2 separate regions of the Homo sapiens genome follow, and region 2 is linked to region 1. Evidence: chromatin loops called from intact Hi-C (ENCODE). Cell type or tissue: gastrocnemius medialis. All regions are shown on one strand. Each heading gives the region's core, and the rest is flanking DNA. Links, peaks and the distances in the headings are about the cores only.

Region 1 (5,380 bases), core at 196-5,195:
CAGAATTCACAAGAGGAGTTGGAGAATTGGGATGGGATTCTCCACTTTCTTCCTTGAAGCCCACCTTCCCAGATTCCTTCTCTGCTGTGGGGCTTTAGGTCTAACTCTTTGGGAGCAACCCCATGGTCTTTCTGATGCTAAGACTGAGATGTCTTTTCCTTCTTGGACTCCATCTCCTTCCCCTCCTCCAGGGCTTTGTCTGCCGCCTGATCCCAAGAGGGTCCCACCCTGGCCTTGTGCTGGGGGTCCAGTCTTCAAGCTCCCTGAGTTCCCTGCTCAGAGACACCAGGCTTAGACAGTGGGGTGAGCAGATGCTATAAGGGGCCTTGGTAGTACTAGTCCGTAATGACTGAAAAATTATCAGATATTTCACCCTTCCCAGTTAATCCTACGGGCACCCTCTATACCTTATTCTACTGAAAGAATGTCTTTCTCTGTCATCCCAGCCTGATGTGTGTCTCAGGAAAGAGAAAGAAGGCAAAAGGAGAGGAAAAGAAAACCTTCTGCCAGGTATGCCACATACTATAAAAACAAACAGGGATGTATTATGAAAGAGAGTAAAAACTTCTGCCTGAATTTTAAAGATAATAAGTAAGACTTTGAAGAAATTTCTGGATGCCACCCCTTTAGGTCTATGCCTAAATGGCATAGACTGAGTTATGTATTTACTCACTTGGAGGTAAGTCGCTGAAACAGTCTGAAATGTGCTGCCTTCACCCTTCTTAATCTTTTCCTTGCTGTTTTGTAAGTAGTTTTAAAAATGTATGTTTATCAGAGTCATATATGTATGTAGTTTTAAAACTTAAATGGTTCTTCAAGGTTTGTAATGAGAAACAGCGTTCCTCTTCCCACTCCAGATTCCCGTTCCCCAGAGGCAATCACTTTGAATTCCTGCCGTTTCTTCTGGTGCTTTCCTCCTGACTTTAAAATAACAAGTTTAGAAGGCCATTTCTTGATTTTCCAGTTTAAATGTCACGGGATGAACTTCCACCATGGAAGAGGAGGATGTCGCTCTTTAAAAACACCATCCTCCTGTGCATACGTGCTGTCTCTCTGTTTGTCTCAACCCCATCATGGTAGTTACAGCCTAATTTTTGGCCAAATCAATATTTGGTATTTACATAGTTATGACTATGTTCGTATTATTCACAGCTAAACCATGCAGTGCACATTTCCTATTTTGTACAACTTTTTGTTTTACTTGGAATAAACAGTTGCCAAGATTTCCCTTGGTTTAGTGCTGTCTTCCCACTCATCCCTAGACTCTGGGCCAGAAGGGGGCTCTCTTTGCAGTGGTGCAGATGCATCATGGCTGGGCTTCCTCTCCTAGCGACATCCTCCCAGGCCCCTGCCCCAGCACACGTGGTGGTCCAACGGTTGTCTTGGGGTTCTGGGAGTCCCCTTTGCCTTCCCTGCGCTGGGTCTCTAGTTGCTGAAAGATGGGTCCTCTCTTGTTTTTTTCCCTCTCTATAGCTTTCTGAAGAATGTTTTGTACTGGGAAATGTTTTGAGAGCTTGTATGTGCAAAAATTAGTTATTCTACCTTCATGTTTGATTGGCAGCTTGGTCGGAGATTCTTGACCTAGAATTTGAAGCCATGGCCACTAACTTCTGGCTCACAGAGCTGCCACCAGAAGTCAGACACCGTTCTCACCCCTCTTCTTTCATACAAGGCCAGATCCCTCTCTGAAATATTTCGGGATTTTCTCTTTTATCCGGGGAGTGCTCTGGTTGGCGTGGATCTCATTTCACTTAGGGGTTATTCAGTGGGTCTTTTCACACTAGAGGCTGATGATCATTATGCAAAATCTGATACATTTTATTTTATTGTTTTCTTTAATTACTGACCCCCACTCCATATACTTTCTCTGTTCTCTTTTCTAAAACTTTTTCAATTATGGATCTCCTGGGCGGATTCACTTATTGTTGTAGCTTTTCTCTCCTATTGAGGCAGGAGAACAGGGTCTGGAGGCAGGGAATCTAAGATCAATTCACACTGACTTCCTAGAACTAAATTGAGAGGAAAACCCCAACTTTCCATGCCTCAGTAACAAAAGGACTCAAGGCTGCTCCCTTTGCAAATCTTTCCCCTTTTCTCTGTGGCAAATGGAAAATTGAAGGTACCTCTGGTTGGCTGCAGAAAGCAATCAGTTAAGGTTTCTCCAGTTAAAATGAGGTCATTAGGGAGAACCCTAATTTGATATGACTGGTGTTCTTGTACACAAGAAGAGGAGACACAAACATCATGTGATGACAAAGGCAGAGAATGGAGTGCTGCCAGGAACAACACCTGTCTCCACCAGACAGACTGGAGAACTTCCCAATTCATGGGCATTGAGTACTCAAAAGGTCTTGCCTCATGAGTGTGGCTATCATTAGTCCTACACTAAACCCAGCTCTTGTCCTGCCTAATAAAATTTGAAAGCAAGACTTGAAGGGATCAAACGATTTTCAGTTAATTCAACTGCATATAAAAAGCTCAAGAATATGCATAGGATTACAAAAGTAGCTAGCACCAAACAAGGTAAAATTCATAATGTCTAGCAGTGAATAAAAAAAGAAGCAAAAAAATGCAACCCATAATGAGAGACAGTTAATCAATTGAAACTGATGCAAAACTGACATGGATGTTACAATTAGTAAACATGGACAGTAAAACTGTTATTATAACTGCATTCCACATGTTCAAAAAGTTAAGTACAGACATGGAAGATATTTAAAAGATCCAAACAAAAGACAATATATAAGATTTAAAATACACACGATGGAGTTAATATCAGATTAGGCATCACAAGAGACTGGTGATCTTGAAGATGTAGCAATAGAAATCACAGAAAGAAAATTTTAAAAAGTCTTTGGGCCAGGTGCAGTGGTCCAGGCCTGCAATCCCAACACTTTGGGAGGCCAAGAAGGGGTGGATCACTTGAGGTCAGGAGTTCAAGATCAGCCTGGCCAACATGGTGAAATCCCCATCTCTACTAAAAATACAAAAATTAGCTGGGTGTGGTGGCAGGCACTTGTAATCCCAGCTACTTGGGAGGCTGAGGCAGGAGAATCACTTGAACCTGGGAGGCAGAGGTTGCAGTGAGCCGCGATTGCACCACGGCACTCCAGCCTGGGTGACAAGAGTGACGCTCCATCTCAAAAAAAAAAAAAAAAAGTCTTTAAAAGACTCCCAGAGCATCAGTGAACTGTGGGACAATTTAAAGTGGCCTAATTTACAGGTCATTTGAGTCCTCAGAGGAGCAAAAGAGAGGGTGAGAAAGAAAAAGAACTGAAGAACTAATGGTCAAATATTTTCCAAGTCTGATGAAATCTATAAACCTATTGTAATAGTTTCCTAGGGCTGCTGTCACAAAGAATCATAAACTGCGTGGCTTAAGACAACAGGAATGCATTCCCTCTCAGTTCTGAAGGCTGGAAGTCCAAACTCAAGGTCTCAAGGTCCATGCTCCCGCTAAGGCTTCAGGTAAAATCCTTCCTTACCCCTGAATCTAAAATATAAGCTGAAAAACAAAAACAAATAAAAAAGAAACCCATTGTTTCATGTGTTTTGTTGTCTTTGTGGTTGTTTCAGACAATAGTATCTCTCTGTTCCTTGCTCGAGCATCTCGACTGGTAGAGAGAATACTTACTGAAGGATTTTAAGTAGAATACTGATGTAGTCATGCTTGTGATTCTGGAAGATGACTTTGTCAGTCCTGTGCAGGATAGACTGAAGGTAGGGATGGGAGGGATAAAGAGGTCTCAAACCAGGACAAAGATAGCAGGCATGGAGAGGAGGGGGCTTTATGGTAATTAGATAGTGATGCTTCTCAGCAATCCAAAAGGAGGAGTGCAAGTAGGATTGCTTCGGCAGAAGCGAAGTGGTGTAGTTGCTGTGAGTGTGGAGTCAGCCAGAGCTGGATTCTTTGCTATGTTGGGAAAATTATTTGGTGATTCTAAGCTTCCAATTGCTCATTTATAAAATGGGAATCATGATAAAACCCACCTCCCATTATTATAATGATTGAATAAAATAAAGGGACAGCACACAGCATATCTCACTTGCTCAACAAATGGCAGCCTCTCCTGTGGTTGGCCTTTTTGCTGTAGTTATCATCTCCTTCCTCATCTGTCCATCATCTGTTGGTGCCTTCCATATTTCTATTCTTGTTCACCTTGATCATGCTCAAAGCCACTTACATGTTCAGAAATACAAATTGGAATCTCCAAGATCTGCCGCCTGAGGTGTGTGCCCACACACTCCACTGTCTGATGGGCCAGAAGTGTATCCCCTGGGATATGAACTCTCACCTCTGCTTCCTTCCCCACCCTGCTCCTTGCCCTGGGCCCCTGCTCGAAGTGTGGGACAGTTGTCATCAGCTACATTAGTCATCACATTAATCTATTTTCTTCCTCTCAGCCCGCATGTCCACAGTCAACAAACTGTGCCAGTTGTCCTCTTAAGCCCATGCTCACCTGCTCCCCCTTCTCCTCCCGTGCCCATGTCTAATTCCAGCCTCCACAGGTGTCCCCTGGACTACTGCTACAGCACCCTAGGGTGCTTCTCTGATTGGCTTTTCCCTTCATCCACTCCATCCTCCACAGTACTCTTTCTTCATTTTTAACTTCTCTAACCTTTATTAACATTGACCATACACATATATAAATACATTGTCATTACAAAAGATTCATATAGCAGTGAAGTTTACTCAATAAAAAACGTGAGGCGGGTGTGGTGGCTCACACCTGTGGTCCCAGCACTTTGGGAGACTGAGGCAGGTGGATCATTTGGGGTTGGGAGTTCAAGACTTGCCTGGCTAACATGGTGAAACCCTGTCTCTACTAAAAATACAAAAAAATGAGCTGGGCATGGTGGCACATGCCTGTAATCCCAGCTACTCAGGCGGCTGAGGCACGAGAATCACTTGAACCCAGGAGGCAGAGGTTGCAGTGAGCTGAGATCACACCACTGCACTCCAGCCTGGGTGACAGACTGAGACCCTGTCTCCAAAAAACACAAAAAAACAAAAAACCTCTCCTCACATGTACCCACTACCCTCCCAAAGGTAACCACTACCTTCCCAGAGGTAACCACTGGCAACATTTTGATGAGAATTCTCTAATTATTTTTTACATATTTATATATGTATGAATATATAAATACATACACACACGCATACATATATATTTGCTTTTTTTTTTGTTTTGTTTGAGACGGAGTCTTGCTCTGTCACCCAGGCTGGAGTGCAGTGGCATGATCTTCGCTCACTTCAAGCTCCACCTCCGGGGTTCACGCCATTCTCTTGCCTCAGCCTCCCAAGTAGCTGGGACTACAGGGGCCCGCCACCACGCCGGGCTAATTTTTTGTATTTTTTAGTAGAGACGGGGTTTCACCG
Region 2 (5,380 bases), core at 327-5,326, 120 kb after region 1:
ATTGCATGCACAGGCTCCCATAAATCAGGTTTACAAAGAGTTATTTTCTTAAAGACAGATTCCTTTAAATTCCATTTCCTTCTCTTTCGCCCATGCCCAACCCCCATATCCTTGTGATTGAACCAAAGGCTCTGTGGCCAAGCTTTTCTTGGATCGTGTGAATCAAGATCAATAAATATCCATGCTGCAGCATGACTAGCCCGGCGCCTCACTGTGCTCTGGGATAAGGGCCCGGGTTGTGTGCGGCCGTGTGGCCCTGGCATGGGCCTGCCCTGCTGCTATACACGTCTGTGTTGAGTGCGGGCCCCCGGGTCCCCAGCTCCCAGAGAGGAAAGACCCTTCCTGGGGGAAAACTAACCTAGAAGTCACCCTCCTGGGGGTGTTACCTGTCTCAGGGGTTGGGTATCCAGGGTGGATTTTCAGGCCATGTGATCCACAGTTTGATTTCGAGTGGCTCATGAGCTGCTGCAGGCAGATGAGTTCTTCAACACCAGCACTGTTATTGAAAAAGTCAAGAGAAGACTGTGCTCCCTGTCTCCCCTTCCTCGCTCCCTGTCCTCTCTTTAACCCGCTCCAATGAGGTGTTCACTCTTACTGTCCCACCAAAAGTGCTGCCATCTTGTCAAACCCAAGGGTCCTCATCTGACTCAATGCCTCAGCAACGTTTTTTAGTCAATCGCTCCATCCTTTCCAAGCACTCTCATTGTGTTTCCACAGAACCACGGAAGACCACAGGGGTCTGCCTGTCTTCATCTCCCTGGCTGGCTCCTTCTCTCCTTCCTGACTCGTTAATGTGGGGGACCAAGGGCTCAGCCCTCAGATCCCACCCTTCATGCACGTGTGCCACCTAGGCATTTGGGCCTGTGGCTTCGAACACCATCTATGCTACTGCTATCCCTAAATTTATCATTTCAGCCCCAGCCTTTCCACATAGACCCAGTTCAGGTCACCATTCAAATATCCATTTGGAGTCTCAAACTCAGTATGAAGGTCACTCTAGGTGCAGTCCCCACATTGCAACACACACCTACTCAAAATATACTCCTCTCTATGCACATACTTTGCTTTCTTTTCTTCCCACAAACTGAAGTTGATTTTTTAAAATTTATTTACTTGTTCCTTGTCAGTCTTCTCTGCTAGATCATGAGCTCTACAAGGAAACAGGATTATATTTAATTTTGCCTTTGTAGTCCTAAGAACTATCCACTCCACTCAACCACTTGCTGGGTATTTAGTAACTGAATGAATAAAATAACACTGACTTTTGTAATGTGAATGTGATTCTCTTTCTAGTTCTCTTTAGATTCCCAAAGGCATGTCTGTAACACTGCTCTAACACATGATAATTTCACTGTTTAACAAAGAGAGAACAGTTTCAATCTGAGAAACTTGGCAAAACAGTGTCCTGCTAGAATTTAATAAACTTGCTTTATTTTCATTGTATTTTAAAATATAGTTCCCTTCTACTTATGGCAAGTATTAATAGTTTCCTATTTATACTTGTGGTATAAAGTTTCCTTTTAAATTCTATTTATGTAGGCAGTATGAGTGGATCAATTTAAAGAAAATATTAAGTAAATTATAAATGGCTGGACATTGGCACTGGATGGCTGAGGGTAGGGAAACACTGCATGGATCTTCAAGTGTCTGGGAGTGAAGGACCAGATATCTTGAGCCAGACAGGTTTTGGACTCAAATAGTAAGAGCCTAATTCATTTAACAAGGACCAGCTCATCTGCACTATTTCAAGTTAGAAAGCATATGGAGGTTGACCAACTGCCTCCCTTGCCAAACAGCTGTCCAAGCCTAGGTAGACATGTAAATATTTGAAGAGGCTTGGATGGGGGTTCGCCGCACTCAGAGGACATAGTTCACACAAGAAAGAGTTTCTCTTCACCCTCCCATCTCACCAGGTGCCCTGTGGGCACACATCTGGCCTCCAGGTGTCCCCCATGTGGGCAGACCCTGGACCTAGAGGGCTTGGTGGCTGGACTTGTCCCATGACATCCCCACCCCATTTCTCACATAGGGAGTCTGGCCAGGAGACTCTGACATAATCAAAGTCTAGCAGCAGAGAAGTTATCCTCGGAACCTGGCACCGCTGGGCCTCCCCAACCCACCACCTGGGCAGAGGGAGCTGACAAAGGCTGCAGTTCCCTGTCCTCACTCCTTACACATTCGTTCCAGATGCCCAGAGATCTGGAGCACACTGCCGTGATGAAACCCAGTTGCAAGAGTCAGCACCGGTCCCTCCGTCCATTTGCCTACAGCTCTGAAGGTACGGCTGGCTGTATGTGGCAAACAGAGCAGCCACGACCACAAACTGCCGGGACTTCACAATTGGCTTTGTAGTTTTGCTGAGGGACTGTCCAGGTTTGGAGAAGTCCTAGCCTATCACAGGTTATATTTCCCAGGCTTCTTTCATTACACAGGGCTCTGCAGCCAAAGAAGACCTCACATTTCTGAGTCATGAAATCCTGTCAGGACGGGTACATGACGTTCCAGTAAGGCTGAAGGAATCAACTCAACATGCAAAGCACAGCCTCTCCCTGGAGCCAAGGAGCCAGGGGCAAACTGGGGCAGCACCTCTGTGGTTGGAGGGCAGAGGGCCTCACACAGAGGAGTCAGGGTGAGGGACAAAATTGGAGGCAGAGCGGTCCCCAGGGAGTGCACAATGAGGCGGATGCCACATGAGCAGGCCCAGAACAATTTTGGTGCCAAGGAACAGGCACCTCTTAAACAGGCCCCACCCTAGAGCAGAGCCCAGCAATGAAATACAACGAAAATAAAGCCTTTGGAGGTGCAGGTGCAGGACAAGCCACAAGAAGAGGAAAGAACACAGAAAGTGCTCCCAGCACCTGAGGTGCCATGTCTTCTAAACTCACTGGCAGTGCAGTGGCCCACCACCCTCAGAGAGAGCCACCTGCCCTTCCCAGGGATGGGCACCAGGCAGCTGGATCATCCCTCAGTATGTTTTATCTCCAGTCAGTGGGTAAGTCTGCCTATAGGCCTTGGCCTTGTTTTATGCCTCTTTGGGCTCACCACTTGTGCCTAATGCCAGATGCATATTGAGTCTTGGGTGATGAACCGGCAGGACTTAACTAGGGAAACCCCCTTGGGCCACTCCCTAAGCTACTGCAGGCTACAGAACTAGATATTCAAAGGGAGCAAATTGCTCTGCCCACACCCCTACTGGGGCTGGGTTGGACCGTTTGGTGACAGGTGGCGTAACCATCCTGCAGAGGCCTCCCCTGCTCTCCAGCAAATGTGGACTTTCCAGGTCCTCACTTCAGAGGGAAAGGATTACTTCTTTGACCTCATGGCTCTGCAGCATCCTCAAGTGGTGCAGCTGGAAAACCAGGGCCAGAGGCTGCAGAGGGGTGACAGATGTCACCACTTCGCTATGCTGGAGTCAGATGGCTGCAGAGGCCAACACCTCTCTGACCACCAGCCAACCCCCTGTGTCTGGGTTACTTTGCCTGGAGGGGGCCACATCGAGGTGCCCCAGGGACACGACCTGGGGCCCAGAATACATCTTGCTGCCTGAGATAGGGTTGCACAGGGCCACCTTGGGCACCAGAGAAGCTATGGACTGTAACACACAGGGCAAAGCATGGGCTACAGCCCTGGACTGTGTCCTGGGTGAAGTAACAGCTGCGGGCCCTTGCCCTCTTGCATGCCATTCTCACGCTCATAGTGGGGAGGACGACCCGGTCTCCTGAGTGGACAGCACCTCATCTGGTGCCCAGTAGTGCCTGGCCCAGGTCCCCGGATCTGAGTGCTTGTGTGCAGGTCTCACCGGGGGCCATGAGCCCAACTGTGCTGCAGCCTCCACCCCTGAGATCGGCTATTCTTGCTGTGTTGGCAATCTTGGGTCTTTCCTGAACCCCAGCCAGGGCCCCGACCCCTGTCCTGCCCCTACCTGCCCCTCTCTCCAGGGATACTGTTTCCATCACCACCTGGTTACTGCTTCTTCTAGGCAGGCCACACCCACTCCAGAGGTGCAGGGCTCTGAGCCCTGCTGCACCTTAACTCCTTTCCCGCCTGGGCCCCTCCCCACCTTCCTCTCTGCGCTTTGGCACACTTTCTCCTGCTACACCTTGCAGCTCTCTTGCCGCTCACCTTCAGCTTGGTAACTTGCAGCGACAGTCAGGAATCACTGTTTTCACAGAGGTTTATGCATTTACATAACCTACAAGGGTGAAGCTTGGGCTCACTCACTCTCAAAGAGCATCTGCTGAGCTAGGTAGTTTCTGTAACTCAGATTTATTAAGGTATAATTTTACATACATAACATTTGTCCTTTTAGATGTACTCTTCTATGAATTATGGCAAATATATATAGCCATGTAATCACCACCATAATCAAGATACAGAGTATTTCCACCTATTATATTTGGAATAATATTTCATCATCTATGTCCATATAGAATATTTCCTGAACATGCCCCACTGTAGTCAAACCTCTCCCCTAACCTGAATCTCCCTGTTTCTATAGTATTGCCTTCCTCAGAATGTCATATAAATAGAATCAGACAGTGTGTTGTTTTTGTGACTGGCTTCTTTCACTTAGCATAATGCATGTGAGATCTGGCCGTGCTACTGTGTGGAATCAGTAGTCCTTTCCTTTTTATTGATAAATAGAATTTCATTGTATGATGTACCATGATTTGTTTATTCATTCATGGAATCTGCGTGGATTCCAGCTTTTGGTAATTATAAACGAAGCTGCTATAAACATTTGTGAGCATTTGTATGGAGTCATGTTTTGCATTCTCTTGGGTGACACCTAGGAGTGGGGTTGCTGGGTTGTATGGCTAGTGCGTGGCTCACTCTACAATGACCTTCCCACCACTGCCAGAGTGCTCACCATGGTGGCTGTGCTGTTTCCCCTTCCACCCACAGTGTGGGAGAGCGCCAACTGCTCCACATCCTCACCAGCCGTTGGTATGGTCAGGATTCCTGTTTAGTCTTTCTGACATGTCTATTGTGTGTGCTGGGTATTTTAGTCTTTTAATGTATTCATTCTATAGTTGGGTCTCAATTCTGTTAATTTTATGAGAAAATGGAAACCTCCCAATATATACACCCCAAGAAACAAAGTGACAATTATCAGTGTATTCCAAAGTGGCCGTTTGACAGGATGGGTGCTTTCGCAATTGCGTTTTGTGTCAGTGGAAGCTCGTGGCTAAGGAACAGAGGCTTGGTCGTTAGATGGACCCAGATGGAACTCCATGCAAAGACCTGCTCACAAATGTTTATGGCAGCTTTGTTCATAATTTCCAAACACTGGAACCCACATGGATGTCCATGAGTAAATAAGCAAATTATGGTACATCAAACAATAAAATGCTACTCATCAATAAAAAGAAAATAACTA

What was found. Hi-C counts contacts between places; a loop is a spot of excess contacts. Peaks named below come from ENCODE experiments on the same cell type or tissue, not always from the same donor. Only the 100,000 strongest peaks of a DNase experiment are listed, where the experiment ranks them.
Region 2: it touches region 1 in a loop (4-fold over the local background); 1 of 110 quality-filtered maps calls a loop at or near these places.

What each region holds. Positions count from the first base shown.
Region 1 is chr10:47,061,760-47,067,139 of GRCh38, forward strand. No RefSeq gene overlaps it. Among named protein-coding and RNA genes, the nearest start is that of PTPN20, 150 kb to the left of the region's middle. In gastrocnemius medialis, for the core only: no CTCF peak of the experiment used is centred there; DNase peaks (open chromatin) are centred at 2,282 and 4,406; H3K27ac peaks cover 2,592 bases.
Region 2 is chr10:47,181,353-47,186,732 of GRCh38, forward strand. No RefSeq gene overlaps it. Among named protein-coding and RNA genes, the nearest start is that of GDF10, 120 kb to the right of the region's middle. In gastrocnemius medialis, for the core only: no CTCF peak of the experiment used is centred there; DNase peaks (open chromatin) are centred at 2,261 and 2,529; H3K27ac peaks cover 2,374 bases.